Regions from separate parts of the Homo sapiens genome. Here regions 1 and 2 are each linked to region 3. A link is a loop called in an ENCODE intact Hi-C map of the cell type or tissue named here. Cell type or tissue: dorsolateral prefrontal cortex. All regions are shown on one strand. Links, peaks and the distances in the headings refer to the core of each region. The heading gives the core; the rest is flanking DNA. Region 1 holds the start of LOC105371256 (a long non-coding RNA gene). Region 2 overlaps LINC02128 (long intergenic non-protein coding RNA 2128). Region 3 holds the start of SALL1 (spalt like transcription factor 1).

Region 1 (8,329 bases), core at 209-8,208, 210 kb before region 3:
AGGTGATGCTGCCTCTCTTCCTCGGCATCTCCAGAACCCATCAAGTTTAATCAGCCTGTAACAACAATATAAAAAGGACTAGATAATTAGTAACCAGTCACCAGGCCACTTGTCAAGTCAAGCTAATGACAAGGTTAGTTTAACAGCACACATCTGGGTAGAGAGATACTAGCCTCATGTAGATGCCTGTTCCCACCATCCAAAAAGGAGAGTTAAGCAAGTCTGTAGTCACTCATATGATCAGATCCTGGAGGGACCCCAAATCCATACATGAGAAGAAACTCAACAAAGCAGGCAGTGGAACTCAGAATGCTAATCTACACTCTTAAATTTCTGCCTTTTTTCTTTTTTACGACCTACATAAAACATCATCTAGAGCTCAGAGTGAACGCTTATTGGTAAATGATGATTACATACATTATAATAATAATCAATATTTACTCAGTAAGAGCCTGGACAGAATGATAAAAATGAAAATAAGCTGCCTAAACTCACTATACTTAAATCTAATGGGGCAGGAGATATGTAATACAGAGTGTTACAGCCCGAAAAGGATCTCAGAGAAGATCTACTCAAAACCTGCTTGTTTAGATATGGGGAAACTGAGGCTCAGATAGAGAAAGAGACTGGCCTATGGTCACTCAACTTGCTGGCAACAAGATAAAGACTAGAACTTAGGCACATAAGTAACCCCAAAACAAGGTGGGAGGAGCAAAGAGCCACCAGGCAGAGAAGGAACATGAGAACAAGGCCAAGAAGGTGGAGAGATTTATTCCATTCAGAAGGAGGAGGTTACTGGGAAGAACAAGCGTGTGAACAAGGCCTTGAAGGATGGACAGGATTCTGTTCAGTTTCAGGGAGGATACTCCCAGGCAGAGGGACTGGTGATCAAAGCACAGGAGAAGCAGAGAAAAGGCCAGTTCTGGGGATCCCAGGAATGTGCTCTGCGTGTGAGCTGGCCAGATGAGCTGATGCACAGAAGCACACCTCAATTTCCCATCCTAACCATCATCCTCTCTGGCTTGGACTTTTTCTTCACTTTTGGCCCTTATGGTACATTCTTCACCTTCCAGCCCGTGTGATCTTTTAAAAACATAAATTAAGTCACACAATTCTCCTGATTAAAATTCCCAAATGTTTTTCACTATGCTTAGTGTAAAATCCCAATTTTTTTCATTGCCTATGATATTCTATGTAAAATGCCATCTCTGAGCGTTGACTCAACTTACACCAGGCTCTCTTCACTCACAACATTCTTCCCTCCAAATCTTTCTGTTCCTCAGATTTGCAAAGCTCATTCTCATCTCATGTCTCTGCACACACTGTTTTCTGTGCATGCAAATCTTTACCTATAGACCTTTACAGGGGTGGCTCCTTCTGAGTTCGGCTCAAAGATCAAGCGTTCAATGAAACTATTCCTCTGGTGGCATGGACTTCCCCTTTCCTGCCTCCCGTCGCTCTGTGGGGACCTTGTGCTGTTTTATTTTCTTTGTGGAATTTGCCGAGCTGTAACTCAAATCCATTAACTACTTCAGGACAATGATTATTCAATAAGTTGGACTGGGGAAATTCATTACCTACATGAAAAAAAAAATTAAAATTAGGTCCCTGCCTCATACTATATGTCAAAATCCCCAGGCAGATTAACCATGCTAAATATAAAAGGCAAAATATTAATGCTTTTTGGAGAAAATGCATAAAAATGTCTTTATGACTACTGGGTGGGAACAATTTTCTTATGCAAGACCAGTAATAATAATGGTAATAGTAAATAACTACAGAGTAAAAGATTAACAAACTTGACTACATTAAAATTAAGAAATCCCATTCATCAGAAAAAAAAGAGTTAAAAAAAATCCACAAACTGGGAGAATATAATTTCCAGACAATCAATCAATAATCAGTCAATAAAAGTTTAATTATTTGAATACTTACAGATCTCTTGAAAATTAAGATATTAAAAAATAATTCAGCCAGGAGTGGTGGCTTACGCCTGTAATCCCAGCACTTTGGGAGGCCCGAGGTGGGCAGATCAGGAGGTCAAGAGATTGAAACCATCGTGGCCAACATGGTGAAACCTCATCTCTACTAAAAATACAAAAATTAGCTGGGCGTGGTGGCACTCACCTGTAATCCCAGCTACTCAGGAGGCTGAGGCAGGAGAATCACTTGAACCCGGGAGGCGGAGGTTGCAGTGAGCCGAGATCATGCCACTGCACTCCAGCCTGGCAACAGTATGAGACTCTGTCTCAAAATAAATAAATAAATTAATTAATTAAATAAAATAAAAATAATTCAATAGAAAATTGGCAAAAGACAAAGTGACACAAATAGAAACTTCACCAAGAAGGAAATGTGATTGAAAACTAGAGAAGTTTACCATGAGTGCTCAACCCTAGTGGGAAAAAGGGAAAGATAAATGATCAGCATCATGAAAATCACTCATTTTTGTACCACTAGATTGGCAAAATGTTAATAAAATCTGGCAATGTCAAGTTTTGGTGAGGATGTAAAGCAGCAGGAACTCAAATATCAGCATGGGACTATATGTTAAAATAACTACTTCAGTAACACAATTTAGCATCATTGTATAAAGTTAGAAAGGGTCATATGATAAGACCTAAAAATTTATCTCTTGGTCTCTACTTAGAGAAATTGTTGCATGTATGATCCACAGGACATGTCTATCAATATTTGCAACAGCTTTGTTTAAAATTGCTTAAACGGGAACTCATCTAAATGCCTATACACAGATGGTTAAATAAATGATGAATGCTCATAAAATGAAATATTACTCTGTAGCAGGAGTGAATAAGCTACAGGTACACATGCCAAGGAGGATGAACTCCAGACATAAAATTGAATTTTAAAAAATTGCAGAAGAAAACACACGAAATAATCCTGCTTTTATAAAATACACAGAGAAGGAAAACTAAAAATATATAAATTTTGAAATATATACACATGCAGTAAAACTATAAAGAAAAGCAAGTCTGAGCACAGTGTCTCACACCTGTAATCCCAGCACTTTGGGAGACTGAGACAAGAGGATCTCTGGAGCCCAGGAGTTCAAGACCCACCTGGGCAACGAAGGCCACAAAAAAAATAAAAAATAAAATAGCTAGGCATGGTGGCATGCAACTATGGTCCCAGCTACTCAGGGGGCTGAGGTGGGAGGATCACTTGAGCCAGAGAGTTCGATGCTGTAGTGAGCCATGTTCACGCTGCTGCACTCCAGCCTAGACAACAGAGGGAGACTGTCTCAAAAAAAAAGAAAAAGAAAGAAAATATTTATTTTTCAAAATTAGAAGAAATGAAGTGACATAAGAGATTGGTCTCACAATAATATGAAGGGGAAGAAAGTAGGAGAGTAGGCATGAAACAAACGTGGCCAGGAGTTACCAGCTGCTGAAGCTGGGTGATGAACACTTGGGAACCCATCAAATATTTTCTCTACTTTCATATGGGCCTGAACTTTCCCAACATTTAAAATGATCTCTATTTATTTTTAAGTGTGTGTGTGTGTGTGTGTGTCTGAAGGGATGTACATATTTTGATTATTTTTTTTGAGATAGAGTCTCACTCTGTTGCCCAAGCTGGAGTGCAGTTGTGTAATCTCAGTTCACTGCACTCAGCTCACCTCCACCTCCTTAGTTTAAGTGATTCTCCTGCCTCAGCCCCCCAAGTAACTGGGACTACAGGCGTGTGCCACCACACCTGGCTGATTTTTGTATTTTTAGTAGAGACAGGGTTTCACCATGTTGGCCAGGCTGGTCTTGAACTCCTGGACTCAAGTGATTCACCTGCCTTGGCCTCCCAAAGTGCTGGGATTACAGGCATGAGCCACTGAACCTGACCCATATTTTATGAGAGTGGAATGAGATAGAAGAGAAACATACAGAAAACACTACCATATTGGCGATGTTCTATTTCTTAATTTGAGTGGCAAGTGCATGATTTTTTTTCCTTTTATTATGCTTCAGCACCTACAGAGGTACTGCATGTATACAATATGTAATACCTGCTTTATAATTTTTTAAATGGACAGGGAAGCAGCAGAGAGATACAAAGCAAGTGTGTGAAATGATTGGGCCTAGCCCTCTCCTCCTAAATTTTAGGGAGCTGTAGGCTCCCCCCATTTTAAAGATAAGGAAACTGAGTCTCCAAATGGCTACATGCCTGCTGCAGCCCAGCTGCAGGTGTCTACAGAAGGACAGGGTGGGAGGTGAGGAGAGGCAGGGAGGGACGGTTGCCAGGGAACCAGAGCTCTGGCTCCGGGGCATGGGTCAGTCTCAAAAGAGGGCCATCTGGGACATGGACTGCGGGAACACTGACCAGAGCTCTCAGGACACATGTGACTGAGGCCTCAGATGTGGGCACCATTCCCACATGGATCGGCTCCATTTTTGCTTGTTCTTTGGACATGAAACTAGAATCCTCCAGCCTGCCAGTGAGCCTGCGAGCATGATGTCACCAGTGGGTCTGAGCAGCAGGTGGAAACAGCCAAGCTAACTTAACACGCTCCCCAAACAAAGTCCTGTCATAGTGGTTAGCAGCTCGGCTCACAGAGGATTCTGTAAAGGAGAATGACCATGTTATAAACACCCAGCTCCTATTCCGCCTGCCCCAGAAACACGAGCTTAGTAACTGTTGCACGTGCGTGCACAGATAGCCCTGCTTCCTCACCCTTCCTCTCCTGGTTTGTAATCGCACTCACAAAGGCCCACCCCAATGACTTAAAGCATCCTATTGGCAGTCACAAAGGCAAAGGAACTCCAGGTTATGGCCACAATTCAGCTTCAGAGCCCCCCCATTGTGCCCAGCCACCGCAGTGGTCTCAGAGCTGTCGGGGGTCTTGCATATCTCATACGTGCAGCAAAGTGGGGGAACAATGTAACAAATTATGGACAAGCTCAGAGCCCAGCCTGTGGAATTCTTCCCTTTGTGAGCCTCCATCACATGTCAGCTGGGCTGCTGGGCCGAAAGGAGAACGCAGGGGTGGGGGACATCCCAGCAGCAGGAGGCCAGCCCAGCGCTGGGACACTTTTATGCTTTTCACACCGAGGAATGTTACCCCTTCACTCCTTCTCTCTCTCTCTCTCTCTTTTATTTACAAGGGAAAAGATTATTCTGACTCTGGTTTTTTTCTTGGAAATCTAAATATTCTATCTTAATACCAATACTATTTCTTGCTAAATAAAGACCCAAGTAAATTTTTGGAGTCTATTTTCCCAGGAGCCAAATGCAAAAAAAGTTCCAGCAATGTGGACAATCATCTTGGTCTTAACCCTGCCCTTATCTTGACTTCCTGGTGCCTCTATTTCCTCATCTGTAAAGAAAGATACCATTACAGTAAGACTATCTATTTCATATGATTGCCATAGGATTAAATGTCTATAAAGGGCAATACTTGCAACATAGACAGCCTTCAAACTGTGTGCTAGTGCTGTTACAATTATTATTATTCACAGTGCTATTGTCAGAAATATTCACCCTATGGCCATTTTCACCATTCTCCTTCATCCTCTTTCTTGGCCCTTTCACATCTTAGCAGGTTCTTTATAAGAAGGGCCATTTCTGATGCTTCTTTTATATCTTAAAGTATATAGGGGGGGCAGGACACAAGGATTCGCGGTGAGAATTTGTTTTCTAACAAATGCTCAAATTCCAAAAGGTGACCTAACAAATCCTAACGAATCCCAAAAGATGACCTGCAAAAGTAGACTTTTTTTTTTTAATCCCTGATGCTGAAATACATTTACTTGATGAGGAGGCTGTTGTAGAGCAACTAAAAGGTTTCTCTCAAGTTAACTTTCCAAGTTTTGTTAGAAGACCAATATCATGTTTTCTCAGGATGACAAGAAGAAAGTATTCCTTATGCAAACAATTTGTGAACACATCATTAATCATTTCAGTATTCTAGGTGCAAATTCTTAAGGGTGGCCTTTTCCCCTATGGATTTGGGAGGATGGTAGCATTTGGAGGGAGAAAGGGGAAATGTGGGCAGCCCAGCAGGCTCAGACATTGTGACTTCTGTAGGCTCAGCACAGTTGCTTGCTTTTCTCCTCTATGACTATGGCAGCCATCACTAATCAATCATCCTTAATCAGCCATCACTAATCAATCCTCACTAATCAATCATCACCAATCAATCAAGCTGCTCTTCTCCATCACCCCCTAGTCCAGTCTAAGCTTCATAATCCTTCTCAACACAGTATTCCTGGTAGACATTACCAATCATTTAAAGCTACTTTATAAAATAAAACTATTTGCCCCTCTGAGTAGAGGGAAGTGGCATGAGTCAACAGGTCTGAAGGTCAGAAGGTCTGAGAGGAGAGACGGGGTCTGATAGTTGGAGAGGTCAGACCATGAGCAAAGGTTTCCTGCTGGCTATGAGTAATAGAGACAGGCAGGTAGGATGGTGGAAGTTAAGTACGGTGTCAACTATCACATTGTCTGTAAGTAGCGGGGTGTGGGTACCAGGACAGGCTTCAAAGTTAGGGTAGGATTTGTGATCTTGATAGATCCCTGCTGGTTTTAAGCCAAACGGGGTAAACTATAAGTCACTCCATAAGCTATTTATGTATAATGGTATACATTTCAGGGTGCTCTTAATTGAGACGAAGACAAATATTTTATTGTAAGAATAGTATGTCCTAACAAAATTTGAAGTATCCTTGAATGAAAGCCAGCAAGAGGCACAATCAGGCCTGCAGATACACCTTCCTTTGCAGGAAACATTGGCAATTCCTCACTTTGCCATCTACACCACACGCAACTCTACAAAAACAGGGAGGTTGATTTTTCAGTCACAGGGTCAGCTGTCTCCTATATGGTCAGTGTCCATTTCCCTGCACACGACCAGGGATGGGCTGAGGTTTGGAATCCATTCCATGTAGAATAACACTTTGTTTGACTCCCTCAGAAAAGGAACATGATTTTGCTTCTCTTTCTTCCTCTCTGTCCTCCATGAAGCACCTCCTCGCCCTCCACGTTTCATAAGACAGGTCACCTTTATGGTCTCTGAGAGGCGCCCAGCCCACAGGTGCTAATCAAAGCCAGAGGCCCATCCATAAGGCCAGAGAATCTCAAGTTCAAACTCTATCTTCTGTAACTACAAATGGACCTTTCCCATCCCAAATAAAGCTTCCTTCACTAAAATGGCTTTGATTTCTTGCAGTCTGTGTACTCCTTATAGATCCACATAAGAAACAAAAACCCCTGTAAAAGAAGCAACACCCCGGGGCACATATATATGCTGGAAACATCAAAATTGTCAGGCAACTTCCCTCTCACCCTCCACACTCCAAGGGAGATTATTAATTGTCCCCAGAGAAGGAGGTCAACTAAAAAGGGAGATACTCAGTTTATATGCGAATCCCACAAAAGAAGCCACTGATTCTCCTCTGTTTTTGCCAAGTCAATGTGGGCAAAAATCTGAGTGACACCTCAGAGGCCATCACCTATAGTAAACACAGCCACCACTCCAACCACTGGGTAAGGATTTTATTTTATTTTAGGAAGGCAAAGATGGCTTTTTTTTTTTGTTTAGCTTGAAATTGCAAGGTGCATAAACTTTTCTTTCTTCTTCTCTCCCACAGGGAAGCTTTCACACCACATTTTGTTTCCTGACAAGAGAAGGAGAAATCGTTGGCCTCTGCGTGACATGGAGGGTCCCCCCACCTGCAAGCTTTTGTGTTTGCTGGATCTTGGACAGTACCCTGGCGAAAAGCATTCGGCAAGATTATCCGGCTAGCACAGCCTTCAAGGAATAAATATCTAACACCTTGTTCCCTTTTGCGGTTCAAAAGCCACTGTCACTGGGGTACATAGGCAGTTTTAAAAAAGGCTACAATTCATATGCAAACTAGAGGAGGATTTCCATGATTTCATAATAAAATGTTGAAACGCTTTGATCTGGAGTTGTAAGGAGGTGTGAAACAGTGCCTCCGAAACAGACAGATATTTGTGTAATCATCCTTTATGTATTGCCAGTGCGGAATAATAACATATCAAAGCCCCAACCTACCTCATCTGCCTGGTACAGCCAAGGCATAAATAAAGGGGAACAATGGAATTACTATTACTCACTCTCCGAGAGCCAGCGACATCACTGTATCCTTTATAATTGCTGGCAAGAAGATTAATGTTTTGTTAAATATCAGAGCAAGGTCACAAGGGGGCTTGCAGGCCTGTCTAAACATCTAGTCTTTAAGCTCCTTCTCCCTCACTTGCTCTTTTTTGCGGAAATGAACTTGTAGCATTTCCTCTAATTATGGTGATTTTTGCTACTGAAAGCGGGCCTACATCATCGCTTGACTCTGAACAT
Region 2 (8,329 bases), core at 87-8,086, 290 kb after region 3:
ATATGATTTGATTTCAAGATTTCCTATAAAGCCATAATAACCAAAATAGTATAGTAATGAAAAGTATAGAAAAATTGATCAATAGAATAGAATAGAGAGACCAGAAGAAGATTCACACATATACAATCATTTGATTCTCAAGAAAGTCATCCAGGCAACTTAAAGAAAGAAGTTTTCTCAACAAATAGTGCTGAAACAACTGTATAAATAGAAGGTGGAAAGGGAACTTTAACCCCTACCTCACACCGTACACAAATTGAGATAGATCATAGACTTAAATGTAAAAGCTAAAACTATAAAAATGTAGAAAAAAAGCACAGAAGACTATCTTCACTACCTGGGGGGTAGGCAAAAATTCATTAGATAAGATATAAACAACAATAACAATAGAGAAAAAATAATAACTTAGAATCCATCAACTTTTTTAAATGGTCATCAAAAGGTCTTGTTAATAATATTAATAGGCAAGCCATGGTCTGGGAGAAAATATTTGCAAAACAAATCCTTGATGAAAGGCTAAAAATTATGATATATAAGGAAGTCCTACAACTCAATAATAACAGATATTAACAATTCAATAAACAATAAGCACAAATTTGAATAGGCACTTAATGAAGGAACATATGTAAATGTCATAGAATACACTTGCAAAAAATTGCTCAATGTTATTGGTCTTCAAGGAAATACAAATTATAACCACATGAGATACTTCTACACACCCACGATAATAACTAAAATTAAAAACACTGACAACACTAAATATTGGCAGAAATCTGGAGCAGCCAGAAGTCCCACACATTGATAGTGGGTATATAAATTAGTACAACCACCCTAGGTAGGTGTCTGAAGTAAATCTTACCAATGACCAAGCAATTCTACTCGTAGGTAGTATTTACCCAAAGGAGATGAAAATATATGTGGTCCCCCAAATACATGTGTAAGAATGCTCATAGAAATTTTAGTTATAATAGCCCCAAACTGGAAACCACCCCAATGTCCATTAATAAGTGAATTACAAGTGGGATACTCAGCAAGCAAAACTAAAGAACTACTGATACATGCTAAATATGGATGGATTCAATAACATAATGTTGGGCAAACTAAGCCAGACATAAAAGATTACACATGTATGACTGCATTTACAGTCATGCACTGTATAATGATGTCTCAGTCAATGATGATGGTTTCGTAAGATTATTTCATATTTTCACTGTACCTTTCCTATATTTAGCTATGTTTGGATGCACAAATACCACTATGTTACAATTGCCTGTGGCATTCAGTACAGTATACGTGCACTACATGTTTGTAACCTAGAAGCAATAGGCTATACCAGATAGCCTAGGTGTGTATGTAGTAGGCTATACCATACAGGTTTGTGTAAGTACACTCTGTAATGTTCACGCAATAACAAAATCACCTACCAATGTATTGCTCAGAGCAATTCTCCGTTGTTAAATGATGGATGATTGTATATTAAGTTCAAAAACAGACAAAATGGATCTATGTTGACAAAAATAAGAACATTCATAGCCTATGGTGGGAGTGGAAGGACTGAACTGGAAAAGGGCATTAGGGAACCCCCTACAGTGATGGAAATGTTATCAGTCACACACTTGTCAAAGCCCAAATTGTAGACTTCAGATGTGTGCACTCCAGTGTTTGACATTTTATCTCAATATCTTAAAAGTATTTGTACACACATACACACACACATCACAAGTATAAGCTGCCTATACTTGCTGCTGTCTCTGTGGCTTTACCTGGCCCTACCCAGTTTCCAGACACATAGCATTCCCAAAGTGTTTCCATACATTTCACTGAGACTTCTAGGAAATAGAGACAGGATTGTGAACTCCATTTCACAAATGAAGAAAATTAGTCACAATTTGTGACTAAATCAACATGTTACAGGGCAGATATCTCTTAGTGGGTAAGAAGTAGTGTTAAAATACTACTTATGTAGTATCACTATCACTACTACTACTACTAACAATAATAGCTAAATTATTTTGAGTAACTAAAATGTATTAGGTCTTGCATTATTTTATCCCATTCAGTGTCTATGCTGGAGGTCGTTCATACCAGCTTGCAAAGGTCAATAGTTCAATTTTCCAAAAAAAAAAAAGTGTCAGTGGGTTGTTAAATACATCTACCATTAAAAATCAAATCATATAAATTTACAATCAAATAAATTATATTAAAAACAAAAGTTAGTAATTCTTAAAAATCATCACTTTCTAATTATTCTCCTATGATCCGTGCTCTTGGGGTTATTTATATCTATTGTAACTTTATAGTGAAAATAGTATGTGCTTGTGTGCTCCTGTGCATCTCTTCCCCACTTCAGGGTTAGTGACATCATGTTGTTTTAAACTGGCCATAGTAGAAGTCTTTACACCGTGGAAATCAGCAAACACCACAAAGCAGGGCTTGATTTATTGTTTTATGGATGATCTGGACTTCAAGAAACTGATGAAAGCTAGGAGCAGTGGTTCACACCTATAATCCCAGCACTTTGGGAGGCTGAAGCAGGAGAATCACTTGAGACCAGGAGCTCAAGACCAGCCTGGGCAACATAACAAGACCCCGGCTCTTAAAAAAAAAATTAAAAATTAGCCATATGGGGTGACAAGTGTGTAGTTCTAGCTAGTTGGAAGCCGAGGCAGGAGGATCGCTTGATCTCAGGAGTTCAAGGTGGCAGTGAGCTATGATCATACCACTGTACCCCAGCTTGGGCAACAGAGCAAGGCTGTGTCTCTGGAAAAACAAAAAAAAAGAAAAGAAAGAAAATGATATTAATCATCAATTCAACAAGAAGTCTCTTATGCTGATGACAAAAAATTAAATTTTTGATAGATATTTTAGTTGTTTCACTTATATCTTCCTCATTTAAAAAAAAAAACAAAAATACCAACAAATATTCATGTCAGAACTATACTCATTTGTCAATTGCAACTGTAGGTTGTCTATGAATAGGAGAGTTTGACAAAAATCAACAAAAGAATTCTTGGAGAATCAACTGGCCATATGGAATTTATCATAAAAAGAACTGTATACTTTATTATTTGTAAATTCTGTATTACATTCCTTTGTATCAGTAAGTTTTATAATTAACTTACATATATACATGCAACTTTTTTATCAAGCTGGTTGTTATACATTTACCAGCACATTATTGATTTAGCCACAACACAAACATATAATAACATATATTATTATAAATGTTTTGTGGAAAGGAAATGGAGAATCAGAAAAATTAATTAACTTGCTCAAGCTCAGAGCTGACTGTCTCCAAAGTCCAGACTTTTATTCACCACACAGTAAAAGCAGCTCCCCAAGTACAACTCTCAGAGCCATGGCATTCCATTGCTAGAAGGGATCTTAGAATTCATCTTAGCCAATGTGTCTCCAACTCCCATTTTATAGCCAGGAAAACTGAGTCTCTGAGAAGGGAGAGAGTCTCGCCCAAAGTCAATACCTGGTTGCTAGCAGAACCAGGACACGTTCTTATTAGGAGCTTCGCCTCTGCCCTAATAGACACCGGAGAGGATTTCAGTGGCCTCTTTCCCTCCCAGTCCATTGGCCCCAAGCACCCAGCAGGCCTGGCACAGAGGGGCACCCAAGAAATGTTTACCCAACGAAGCCAGAGTGAATCTTACTGCACATACTCAGGTTAAAAAGGAATATCAAAATATTTTCTCTGAATCAAATAAAATTTCTCCTCCAAGCCTCCATCCAGCAGGCCTGGCCAGAAAATCAATCTGAACTATTCTTTGTTCACCTGAGAGACCAGGAGGATTCCTTGGGGCTCAGCGAATGGGAAGGAGGGCACTGTAGTTGCCCCCTTGTCATGGTGGCCCTGTCCCTTCACCAAGAGCCATTATGGGTGTAGCCATTTCAGTGAGCCACCATTCCCAGGCCATTGGGTTTCCCAGACACCATTCCGAGGCCAGGTAAGTGGATGTTCCCAAACACAAGGCCAGATGCTCACACACATATTCACACCATCTAAACACTGACATAGGCACATAGAGACACACACTGAGAACCTACTCACACCAACACAGACACCACACCAGTCATCCCAAACACACACCTTATAACACACACTGATGTGCCAGGCCCCATGCACAAATGTACTAACGTCTATACCGCACACTCACACACAATGACACAAGCACAGATATTTGCTGAGATTCCCACTAAAACAGATATGCACACTGGCAAAAACACACACACACACGCACTCAGGCCCTCAGCAGAGACACACACTGTGACCCCCAGCCAGGACAGTGACACACACACCGCTTTCACAAGGACACACACACACTCCCACACAAGCAGACAGACCTGCCCAGACAGAAGCATGCCTGCATCGCAACAGCACAGACATACACCCAAGGTTAGGTTCACACTCTGACATACCCAGCCTCACGAATAAATGCAGTTGGTTTGCACACCCAGACACCAGCACACGCTGCACACGGGCTGAGAAGCAGCATGGGTTCTTGCACACACGTGCACACATGCCCCACGCCTGCACCCACGGAGCCCGCGGGCAGTCCTGGGCCTGTGCTGTTCCCTGGTCCATGCTGCCACACAGTGGAGAGGCGGCATCCTCCCCGGCACCCTCTCCCACCCTCTCCCACCCCTGCCCCGGCAGTCATGTGAATGAAAAGACAAAAATATAGATGGGGTGGGGGAGGCGGGTAGTGAGGAAGGGATGGGGCAGAAGATGAAATAATAATACTGCTGGGTTTGTTCATTTCGGTGATAATTAGCGGCGCATTCACGCCGCCTCACCGGCCGCTCCCGGCTGGTCCCGCGTGATGGATGCCTGGTGGTGCTGAATGCAAATTAGCATAATTTCATTACCGAGGGACCCGTGAAAAGGTTCAATTATAGAGCAATCTCATTAATACCAGGGCTTGTTAAACTAATAGAAAGAGACAGGCCCCGCAGCTCTGAGAGGTAGACATGTGCTCAGAATGCAATTAATGCTGCAACCCCAATACCTGGGCCACACCTCACTCCCTAGGACCTGCCTCGGTGCCCTGCACACTTGGGCTCCCGGAGGAACAAGGGTTCTAGTCTCAGCAGCCTAGATCATGTCAGAAAAGCAGAGCATCCAGCTGGGTCAGCCTTGTCAATCATCTAGTTCACTGTTACAGATGGGGAAACCAATGCCCACAGTAGGGAAGTGGCTCGTCCAAGGTGTGTGGTATAATAGAGGGAACAGAGCAGTAAGGGGGACATTCTGGTGGGGGAAAAGTGATATTCATCCCTGCTTTAGTGCCTGGTTCCATGACACATCACCTGTAAGGAGCTGCTCAACTGTGACTCGGTTTCTCCATTATGACAGAATCCCCTTGGGGACACTCAGCATTCCTTCATCTCTCCCTAAAGTTTCTCAAGGCAAATGCACCCGCCTCAGCCCTTTCACCAGCCTGACTCAGCCACTGTCACCCCCAGCTTCTTGAGATGGGGGCTCTGTCAGAGCCGGATGAGCTGAAGCCATGGCGCATTTGGGGAAACAGCTTCAGCACCATCCTCTCCATCCCTGCTTCCATCCAACCCCCTTCCCACAGCCAACACCCCAGTCTAGAAACTAGAAAATCTGGAATAAACAGCTCTCGTTGAGGGAGGAACTTCCTCCCCTCTTTGGACTCTTGCGAATGGGATGAAGACTGGCACCTTCAACCTTTGGCCTAAGAAGATTTCTTAGGAATGTTAAAATCACCCCCTTATTTGACTTCAGCAAAAAAAATGGGTTGTACCTTAACCACATTCCCCAAAGAACCCTTGGCAATGACCTCATGCCGTGGCTCTCTTTCCCGTCCTGGAATTTTATGCACACTGAGCTGGGTCATATGAATTTGCTGTATTTTTTATCACCTCTGTAATATTTGATTTTTTTCTGCAATTGTAAGTAAAACACCACAAGTCCCAAAATACCCCCAAGCTGGAGAATGACTCACACTATATTACTGAACGCATAAAAATATGCAGTGACTCAGAAGGGCCCAGCAGAAGCAACAAACCCCACAAAAGACCCCATTGTTCTTATTTTAAAGGTAAAGGGGGGGGAGCTAAGTGATTGCAAACTCAGAGGACGGATTCAGACTTTGACTGCTGACACTTGTCAAACTGCCTGTCAGTCTTTGGGGTGTTTTGGTTCTCTCTTTTTCTAATGACATAATGAAGCCAGATAATTTCAAAAGAAGAGCAAGCCCACTGGAGACCTTCATTTCTATTTCAAAGTGATGATGCAGAAGGAGTGGGGAGGCAACATTAGAAATCCTTGGGCCATAAGACCCCAAGAAGCAGAATGTCCCCAGGAAAGCCACAGGATTTCTGACCAGGCTGATACTCCCTCTCCTTGCAGGGGCCTGTGGCAGAGCCTGGGATGGGAGACAGAACACGAGAGAAAAGACTGAGTGGAGTGATGGAACATGAGCTCAGAGACCCAAGGCCCAGGGTCCTATGACACTCGTGACTGTCTGGTCCCTGCAGGATGTGATTGGCCACCAGGAGAGGGGGCTTGTAGAACTGCAGGGAGGGCAAGGGCCTGGAGAGCCTCATCTTACCAAGAAGAGCTTTGAAAGCTTCAGGAGATGCTTCTAGCATTGCATGACCCAGAAACAAAGGCGCGGGTCTAGTCCTCCAAGTTAGTCCTCCACTAGAAAGGTCTAGTGCCTCCAACTAGAAGCACCAAAAATTAATAATGGGAGAATGTGGTGGAGTGGAGGGGGTATGAGTGGGAGCAAAATTCTCATCCATCATCTTGGAAAGTCAATAGATAATGTCCAAAACTGATGAATCAGGAAATAGTGGCAGACATGCATTATTTAGAGATATGGGGCACTGGTGTGGAGACAAGACTGGAAGTTAATGTAGAGGCCTCTGGGGAGCAGGCATGGGTGGGGATGGGTGGAGAAGGGGTCTGGCCTTTGTTTAATATTTTATTAAGGAGCTTTTGTTTATGCTCCTGACTGTGCCTCCAATTCACCCATTCCCATCACCCTGAATGGTTTTACTGACTCCCTGAGAACTCGGATAGGAGGGTTTGTCTGTGTGTGTGCCTATGTGTGTGTGTGTACACATTTGCACCTCTGCCATGCATCCCATAAATCACCACTGGGGGGACAGTGACCCAGCCTCTATTCCATCTGGGCCTCAGATTTTCTAATCTGCCTAATGAGAAGCTTGAGTGAGGGCCCTTTCCCTCTGACAGCCTGAGGCTTTGTGTTAACAGAGTTTAAAGTCAAAAGACCCAGATTCTAACCCCGCTTCTGCCACTTCCTAGCTGTGTGTCCTTTAACAAGTCACTCGACCTCTCTGTGTCTATTTTCTTCTCTCTAAAATGAGCAGGCTGATGAGAGCTGTGCACATCTATGGGGTTGCTGCAGCCACATCCTTGGTTTTCAGCCTCCCTGGACTCGCATGACACACCTCTGCCTCCCCATTCCATCACCTCCGTCCTTCCACTCTGTCTTCCTTTCCCTCATCTCATCTCCTCTCCTACCCACTGGCAAGAAGTAGCCTAAAAGCTCAAACCACAGTGAAGGATCAGGAGATGAGAAAGAAAAAGATTAGGAAGGGACATGGGCAGATGGATGGTAGAAGAAGGGGCACCAAATATGGCTCTGAGTTAGTCAGAACTCTTTGGGCTGAGAGTAATAAAACCCAATTCAAACCGGCTCCAGAAAAAAAAAAAAAAAAGAGAGAGAGAGAGAGTGAGAGAGAATTAATTGATTGACTTATATAACTGGGAGCCAAACACCACCTTCAGGCATGGCTGGATTCAGGGGTTCAAGCAGTGTCCTCAAAAACCCGCCTCTCTCTCCATGTCTCAGCTCTCCTCTGCATCAGCTCTGACACCAGGCGGGCTGGTTCCCAATAACAGGAAGGATGGTCCTTCAGCTGCTGATTTCGAAGACCCTCTCTCTCCCCACATCCCTAGCAATCTCCCCAGAAGAAACTCCAATTGGCCATCCGCGAATCACATGTTCAGTTCTGGACCAATCCCTCTTTCCAGGCAGGAGAGGTCTCCTGATTGGCCTATAAAAGTCACATGATCTGCCCTGGGGAAGGGAGGCAGGACCCTTGGTTGGAAGGAGATTCCCCAAAAGAGGGGAAGGGAATAAGGGACAAATACCTGAAGGCCACATCCAATGCCAAGATTTTCCATTTGGAAATGAGGTCTGGGGAAGGAGGGCAAAGGCTGCATAGGCTGGACCGACCGTGGGACAAGCAGCAGAGACCTTTGGCAGCCGCTGGGGATGTGGGTTGGAGTTTGAGGGTGAGGCAGAGCCAGTCTGGAGGC
Region 3 (8,329 bases), core at 319-8,318:
CATCCCCCCCTCCTCCACCTCCCATCTCCTTTCCCGGGGCCACCGAGGGAAAGAAAACAAACAAGAAATTAGCGGGGGACGCCAAGCGCAGATCGAAACGCCCGCCTCTACGCCGTCGAGGACGCAAAAAAACGAAAAAAGTTATTAAAGTTTGGATCCCCCAATTTATTCGTCTCTGCTCGCCCATTTTTAATTAAGCATCGCGTAGCTGCTTTTCGCATGTTCATTTCGTTTGGTTGTTTGTTGTGGTGTTTTTTTGGGGGGGGGGAATTTTTTTTTTTCCTACACTTAATCTTAAATCACACGTAGACCAAGTAACAAACACGTGTGAAGTTATTCCCGGGAGCTTCCTGCTGCGCACGCGGCGCGCACCAGGAGAAAAGCTTTGCGGGACCGCCAGCTCCGCTAGGTTCCTGGCTGCATGCGGTGCCCGGGAGGCCCGGACTTTCAAGAAGCCAAGATTGTTAGAGAAGGATGCGGGCGGCTCCAAACACGGGCACATTCCGGGAAAGGAGTGTGCAAGTGCACACAAACGCGTTCGTGTACCTGGGACAGTGTGGATTGGTGGGTGTGCGAGGACCCCTGTTTGTGAGATGGAGGCGGGTGCGGGATTTACACGTGCTCCCGTACACGTTCCCCGGGGTCTGGGAGATGCGAGCCGCTCACACCCCAGGAGTGCGCAGATCCATCTTTGCCGAGGGATCTCTTTAAATATTCAGTGAGAAATAATGGCATTTGAAGCACCACCTATGGAAACATTATTATCTTCATTCTTCAACATCAGCCCCACTGATAGCTTCGTTTGTCTTTTTATCAAAATCTACTGTACCCATCAGGACCTGGCGAGAACGGGAGAGCGAGGCGGAGAGGGTGTGAATGTGTGTGTTAGGGAGTGAGCGAGGGCAGAAGATAAGTAAGAGAAAAGGTGGAAAACGGACGAGCAGGGAGAGAGAAGGGAGAAGTTATACCAATAAAAAAAAATAAAGTCAGCAGATGAAAAACAGAAACATTCATCGGCACACACACACATTTACACCTTAAAAGAAAAGATTTAAGAAGCTAAGAGAAAGGGAAGGGTCCTCTACCGGAGCGCAGTACAGGTCCGGAGTACACGAAGTCGGCTCGGGAGACCGGTGCCCACTTCGCGCGAACCGACCGTGGCACCGGCCAGACTCAAGGGCGCTCGCGAATTGGGGCGTCCTTATGAGCCCTCTCCTTTCCTGATCGTGAGATAGGGCAGGGATTGTGTATCTGCACCCCCCTCCTCCCCCATTACTCAGCCGAAGTTTAGTTTAGTTTAGTCCTTCGGGCGCAAGACTTCGAGAACCTTGGAGCGAGGAGACCCCGAGGCGCGAGGGGAAAGAGCTAGGCTGAGCCGCGTACCGAGTCTCAGGTTCGCGGGCGCCTGAGCCCGGCAGAGGGATCGGGCTCCTGGCTCTGGGCTCTGGGGCGAGGGTAGGGAGGTTGCATCTCAGCTTGAGGGAGATGGTGATAGAGCGAAAAGTTCGGGCGCCGCGCTCGGCAAGTGCCCAAAAAGTGGAGGCGAGCTTCGGCGCCGCCAGGCAGCCTCGGACAGAACACCTCCCCACCGCCCTCCCCCCACCCCGCTTTCCGGCTCTGCGCCGCCACCTCGTCCCGGAAGGCTGGGGCGCGGCCCCCTCCCCAGGGCGGGGTGCCCAGGGGTCCCAGGGACTGGCCCAGTCCAGTGCCGGGTCCGCCCGGGCTGTGTCTCCCTAGGCCGGTGCTCGCTGCTGCGCTCAGTGTGAGCCGCAGCCCCTCCCCTCCCCCCGGCCGGAGCTGAACTCGGAGCCCAGGCCGGTCCCCGCTCTCCGCCCGCCCGGGGCTCTGCGGCGCCACCGCTGCCGCCGCCTCCCCGCGGAGTGACGCGCCCTGCAGCCAACCGGGGCAGCCGGGGGGGAGGTCCGGGAGGGGTCCTGGGCGGAGCCGGGCCGCCCCCTTATCCCACGGGCTCGGGGCTGCTTCTCCCGAAAACTTCAGCCCTAATTGTCCTGGGAATGTCCGAGGTAGAGAAAGGGAGCGAGGGAGCAAGCAAGAAGCTGGAGGATCAGTGCCCCTGGCGGGGAGGGGATGGGGTGGCGGGAGAACTGCCCCTCCCCCCAGCCACAAACCCATCAGGTTCCCAAACCTTTCCTGGATCCTCTTCTCCGCGCCCCCGCGAGCCCGGGATCCAGGGGATGGAGAACTCGGGGCGGAGGAGCGCCGAGCCAGGCGGGAGGGAGGCCGAGCCGTGGGCGGGAGGCGGACCGGCGTGGGGCTGGCTCTTCCCCACTCGCTTATTTTTTTTTTTAATGGGGGTGGGGGTGGGCTGCTTTCTGGTAGCTCTTAAAGAAACGAAGAAACACTCACGAAACGGGACGCCCTCCCCCCTGATCCCGCCGCGGGACTCCCTCCCCCCGCGGGCCGGCGCGCCTCGCCCCCGAGTTGGGAAGTTCGCAGCGCGCCGGCAGCCCGGGTCCCCAGCCCTCGCCGCCCGGCCCCACCCCCCACCCGGGGCGGCTCAATTCCGGGGAGGGCATGCTAATTTGGGTCGGCCCAGCCCGGGATTGTGGGGGGGGGCGAAGGAGGGAGGGAAGAGGGAGGGGAGAGGGAGAGAGCGGGGGGCGCCTGCCGGGGCGCCGGGCCCGCAGTGGAGAGGAGGCCGGCCCCCGGCGGCCGGGCCGCGGAGTCCCGGGCGGTCGCAAAGAGGGTTAACCCAGTGTCGGGCGGCGCGGCGCGCAGAGCCAGCCCCGCGGCCGGCTTATTGGGCCAGCGCGCGGAGAGACAGGGGTCTGCAGCAAATCACGAACTAATTGATTAAGGCGAGCGGGTTTGAATAGCGCTGGCCCGGTGCCAATCGCCTTTCAAAGAGCCCCTCTATGATTAATCGCAATGCATTATTGATAATCATAATTATAGCAGGACACATGCGCGCTGCGCCCGGGGCCGGGGAGCCGGGGAGGGGGCGGGCGGGCCGGCGGGCGGGGGGAGCCGCCGCCGCCGCCGCCGCTCGATTTCCGTAATTTTGAGAAGATTTTTTTTTAGTAATTTTTTATTCTGCCCCAGCTGATGTTTGAGCCAGCATGTCGCGGAGGAAGCAAGCGAAGCCTCAACATTTCCAATCCGACCCCGAAGTGGCCTCGCTCCCCCGGCGAGATGGTGAGTGCTCCGGCCCGCGCCGTGGACACACACACACGCACTCACACTCACGCACACTCGGACCCACTCACACGCGGCTGGCCCCCGCGCCCCCTACCTCACCGCCGCCGCGGCCCCGATTGCTTCTTCCACTCGGCGTAATTTTTTTTTTCTTTTTAATTTTCAATGTGCCTTTGCTGGGCTTTCCCCCGCTGCCCCGGGGAAAGCGAGCACATCTCCCGGCAGGATCTTTCCGGAGTTGTTGGGTCCTCCCGGGGGAAGGAGGGCGGGCATGCCGGCCTGGCTTCTCCGTCCCTGCTTTTCCGGGGATCCCAGCCGCGGCCAAGACCCGGGAGCCCCATGAGGCGTGGGTGCGGGTGGAGGTCGCCCCGGCCTGACCGCACGGGGCCCCTAGCGCTCCCGGCGCCGGCCCCAGGGCACCCGGCCCGGCCTCCGCCGCCCGGCCTTGCTGCCAGCGGTAAGGAAGTTTACTTCGGGCGCTGGGCTGAACTCCGAGCGTGGGGGAGTTCGCTGCGCCCCCCTGCCCCCACGCACACTCCCCCTCGGCCTGCGAGGCAGAACCGGGTGTCTTTGGAGGTTCAGAGCTGCAAGAAGATGGGGACTGGTGTCGGGGCGCCAGCGCCTGACCCGCTGGGGTTGCGGCCGGGGTGGAGAGTGCTGCTGGCCGCCAGTTGTTCCGGAGACGGTGCAAACGGACGGGGAAAGTGTCGGGGTCTGGCTCGCAAAATTTATCTCCGCATCTCTTCCCACAACACTTGCACCCTCTGCCCCCCAAAATCTTTCTGGTCGGTATGCGCCCTCTGCGGATCGTGGTGCTCCCTACTTCCAGGGGGGTCAGGGAAGAAGTCATAGAATAGTTTTCCAGGTTTGCGGGTGGCCAGCCAGAGTGGAATCCCCCCTGAAACAGGGGCACTTGTTTTCTCCGATGGAGGCGACAACTGTGGGTCCCGAAGGGGCTGAACAAGTCCAGAACAAAGTTTGTGTGTGGGGGCTATGGCAGAGAGTGGAAGAGATCCGGGCAGGGAGTTGGGGTACAAAGGGAGGACACCTGGAATCCCTCCTTGCTCCTAAAGGTGTTTCACGGTACCGGCCTCAAAGCTCCCAGGCCTAGCGCCCGAGGCGGTGTAGCGGCGCCCGGACTCGGGTCCCCGGGTCGTCCCGGCACGATGCTGGCCTCTCGGCTGTGGGAGGACGCACAAGGAGCAATCTCGGCGGGGTCTCAGCGGCTCCGGATGCCACTCGGGATGCCCACGCCCTAGGCGGCATTTTGGGGTGTGAAGGAGGGAGCTGGGCCCCGACAGAGCTCCGAAGCGTGACCCTGATCGGCACCTCAGCCCACTAAGCTGCGGCCGCCCGGGCCCCCAGGTCCCCGGCTCGTTTCCCAGAGGCCTGCCTCTCGGTAGAGCTGGGGCACAGTGAAGCGAAGGGACCCCCGCTCCCTTTACCCCTGATGTCGGGAAAGGGGAATCCTGACTTGGGGTCCCTGTAAAAAAATGGAGGACTTGAAATTAATTAAGAAATGCTTTACAATAGCCCTCCTCCCGGCCCCCAGTGTTTCCTCAAGCTTGAATCCTTACCCACGGCCTCTGCGATTTCTCAGTCCGCTGAAAAGAGCCCCTGAACCCCGCTTTCCACCCCAAGCGAAAGCGAGCACGCGGGGTAGATGGAGGTGAGATGACCCAAGGCCGCAGCAGCTGCGCCGAGTATTTTTCCGGGTTTTCTCAGCTTAGTTTCTTCTGCTTCCCGCAGTCACACTCATCTTTCCTAAAGTTTCTGGTGAGACCTTTTGCACCGGAAAACTGTTCAGGTTAACAGTTTGTACACAAAAAAGCAAACTAGAGATAAGAGAGCATTATATAGTGTGTTTTGTAAATTTGTACTGGTTTTCTACATTTAAAAAAAAAAAGTCTCGGCCTTCGAGGAGAAATGATGCGTGGAAGATCTTTGCCTTTTGCCTTCAGTATCAGGAATTTTTAATAGTTAAGTCTTCTCATAAAGCAATAATATAAAAGGAGTTCACTACCTCTTACCATTATTCTTTATTAGTACTATTTTTTTCAATTTAGTTTATTTGAGCTTTGAGGTAAGTTAAGTAACTCAATCAAGTTTCCTTTCTTTCTCTTTTCTCTCCTTCTTTTGATTTCTTTCTCTTCCTTCCTTTCTTTTTTCTTCGCAAAAGCTGGTACATTGTCCTAAAGAAGCAGTAAACTGTTAGGGGCTCCCTAGGAAACACCCCCTCCCAGCCTTCTTTCCTCACCTCTCCCCACCCCCTCCTCTTTTTCTTCAGTAGTAATGGTTTTAGGTTATGACTGTTTTTACATGGTTGAACAATAAGTTTGGGAGAAGTTGCCTAGAGGGTAGATTTTGTAATAGGGTTTCAGGATTTAGTGTGTTGTAATAATATTAGTACACAAGTAATCCTCCCCCAACGCTGGACATACAGGAGGGCCTAACATACTCCAGTTCTTTTATTTGGGAGTAGTTCTGAAATAAATGGCATTGAAAGTTCATGACATAACTCAAGGTTACCTTTTAAAAGTCACCTTTTCTGCAGTGAGTTCAGCAATCTCATTCTTCTCCCCACATATAACCCATACTTCTAGGAGTAGCTGGATTTTCTGTTTTGTTTTGTTTTTTACGTAAAGAAACATTGTTATATTTTTAGAAGGCAAGCCCCTTTTCAAACATTCTGATTACTTTTTCTTATGTCTTGAGATGGTCTTTGAAATATGACAAATGAAATATGAAACATACCAAATTAAATCTAGTTCATGCACTTCTCATTTATCAGCACCTCAGATTGTATGACTTCTACCCAGAGTGAGACCTAGAAAAGTTTGTAGACCTAAGTTACAGGAGCCCTAAAGAAGCAGCTCCCAAAGCTGAAAGCAGCTAGGGCTGCTTGGTGTTGTGTGTCCTGCCTGTGTGTGTTTGAGTGTGTGTGTGCTTACAAAGAAAATCCAGACCATGCTAAGGAGCCACACAGACAGCTTCATCTGAAGCAAATGCAAACAAAATACAAAAACAAAAACAAAAATGAGTATTTGGTCGATTTCAGGATGCTGGTATTTTATTTTACTTTAGTGTACAGCTGCTATGCCAGAAACACTCTAAACTTGGTAATTTTTCTGCTTCTTATGAAACCAAGATTATGGCAAATATGACTTGTCTCCTAAATGATATTCAACAAGTCTTGAATTACTTGCAGAAAGATGACTGCTACTGGAAAGACTGTTTATCAAGTTAAATAATTCTGAGGAAAGGGAATATTACAATCTAATGATTTTATATGTGGGCTCTTTACTACAAATTGGGATTTCAGTTATGTGTTTTGTGTGCGTAAGTGCATGTGTGCATGTGTGTGTGTGTGTGTGTGTGTGTGTGTTGGAGTTCTTCCTTTGGTGGCGTTTTTAAGATTCCTGTAACTTCTACATGGATGGCCCATTTAGACTCCATTCATTTATTTAAAAAGTATTTTGGTGCTCAGTTTTTTCAAGGAAAAGATAATATTGGAAGAATGAAACACCATGAATTGCAGATAAAACACTAACAATCATATGAAGTATCATAAAAATTCCTCTTATTTATATTAATAATGAAATTCTATTATTTAACCGAAGTAATTTGCTCATTTTGAGCAGCTTCATAGCAACACATTGATCTCTGGGCCCAAAAGGTTAGCGAGAACTGTAATTAATTGCTTTTTTTAAAAAAAACCAACACCTGCAAGATAAGGCAGTTGGAAAGAATTCATGTTTAATCAGAGCTGTTTTAAGTTTGTCATAATGGAAGATTCTGAATGAGAAAATGCAAACTGTTTTTTTTGTGATTTGCTTCAGGCCACACATACTTTGTAAAATATTAAAAAACAAACACATAAATGAGCAAAGTCTAGTTAGGCATGAGGGTAGTATGTGTGAAAGTGAATATGTGATACTGAATGTTTTGTGGTTTATTTTACATCACATTTCCCCTAGAGTTCATTGGCACAAGTGCCAACGTATAGGTTCTTCTTTGGGGGCTCTATTTGTTTTCTTTATACTTTTGGAGGTAGCAAGTTGTCTTTACCAACAGAACCTTTTAGAAGGTAGAACTCCACATTTTTATGGTGGAGATCTTACTGGGGCAGAAATAGGCAGACTGGTTAAGTTTTTGAAATTGTCAAAAGCCAAGCTCTGTGTAGGAACTAGAATAAACTCCTTCTACAACCTCAACTAGGTTTTTCTGAGACACTTCTTGGTGCAGATAGCACCAGAATATTCCAAAAATATTCTTAGATTATTAAAACTGAAGTAGTTTGGCAAAAGAGGTGGAAAGTTAACCAAAGAACTAACACCCCTCCCCCCAAAAAAGAAAAAAGTTTATGTGCCAGGCTTTAGAAAACCTAGATGTGTCAAGCTGTTTTAACCTTTGCTAGCCTCCTCCCATGCAAAGGTGACAAGGTCCAGATCATAATATGTCCTTCAGTATCTTCCCAGTGACCCCCAAATTGAATCCTGCTAGTCACTTAGCAGGAAGTTAGTAGTTTATTTTAGTTTCACCTTATCAGCTTGGCGTCTTTTCCTAACCTTATTCCCCTGTCACCCTCAGATGCCAGACCCCCAAAGGGGAAGATTGACAGGTAGTTCCCATAGCTCAGTTTTACCCTCAAACAACAGGGATTTAGTTTCTTGTGCCTTTGCCAATGTTTATGTAGTCAAAGTTTAGATCTCGCCTTAAGGAGTCTCTTTTTTACGCGTCACTGCAATAGGAAAGCCACAAAGAAGTTTTTGAACAAACCCTTGCAACTGGAACCCCATCTAGTGTTCAGTTTGATTCATCCATGGGAAAGACATTTTCCCCTTTCATTTATTGTGTACATTAGGTGGGCTTGGATCACTATTTTAAAAGCAACGCCTCGTCCATGTTGTTATTTTTTCAGAGATTTCACTTGTATTCTTCCACAAGAGAATACTCTAATCCCCGTCAGAACAGTGAGTGAACTTGAAGGGTACCAGGAAATTTGTCATTTGGTGGCATATCACATAGAGGAAACTTTAGACATCACAGAAAATATGCACAGCATATGTCGTAGTGTTTAAAATTTCTTTGGAATCCTAAGTTGGATTCAGACTTTTCCATTTGGATTCAGACTTTTCCCAGGTCGATGCAGAAAAAAAAAAAAAGAAAAAGA

Evidence for each region. Peaks named below come from ENCODE experiments on the same cell type or tissue, not always from the same donor. Only the 100,000 strongest peaks of a DNase experiment are listed, where the experiment ranks them.
Region 1: a loop joins it to region 3, with 5 times the contacts of the local background. A loop is called at or near these places in 5 of 110 quality-filtered maps.
Region 2: it touches region 3 in a loop (9-fold over the local background); 6 of 110 quality-filtered maps call a loop at or near these places.

The regions. Positions count from the first base shown.
Region 1 is chr16:51,355,832-51,364,160 of GRCh38, reverse strand. LOC105371256 (a long non-coding RNA gene) reads right to left here and starts at 2,169. Exons shown (of 4, transcript XR_933559.3): 1 at 2,128-2,169; 2 at 1,350-1,577; 3 at 1-55. RefSeq lists enhancers at 2,663-2,832, 3,288-3,457, 4,574-5,375. In dorsolateral prefrontal cortex, for the core only: no CTCF peak of the experiment used is centred there; DNase peaks (open chromatin) are centred at 4,390 and 4,910; H3K27ac peaks cover 3,727 bases.
Region 2 is chr16:50,859,831-50,868,159 of GRCh38, reverse strand. All of the region lies in intron 1 of LINC02128 (long intergenic non-protein coding RNA 2128), which reads right to left. Among named protein-coding and RNA genes, the nearest start is that of LINC02128, 24 kb to the right of the region's middle. In dorsolateral prefrontal cortex, for the core only: a CTCF peak has its summit at 4,611; a DNase peak (open chromatin) is centred at 4,579; H3K4me3 peaks cover 884 bases; H3K27ac peaks cover 3,955 bases.
Region 3 is chr16:51,145,993-51,154,321 of GRCh38, reverse strand. It overlaps SALL1 (spalt like transcription factor 1), which reads left to right and starts at 3,052. Exons shown (of 3, transcript NM_002968.3): 1 at 3,052-3,156. The coding sequence starts at 3,081. RefSeq lists an enhancer at 3,355-3,855. In dorsolateral prefrontal cortex, for the core only: CTCF peaks have their summits at 1,524, 3,710, 3,922 and 7,956; DNase peaks (open chromatin) are centred at 1,166, 1,851, 2,821, 3,171 and 3 weaker places; H3K4me3 peaks cover 8,000 bases; H3K27ac peaks cover 7,867 bases; H3K27me3 peaks cover 7,131 bases.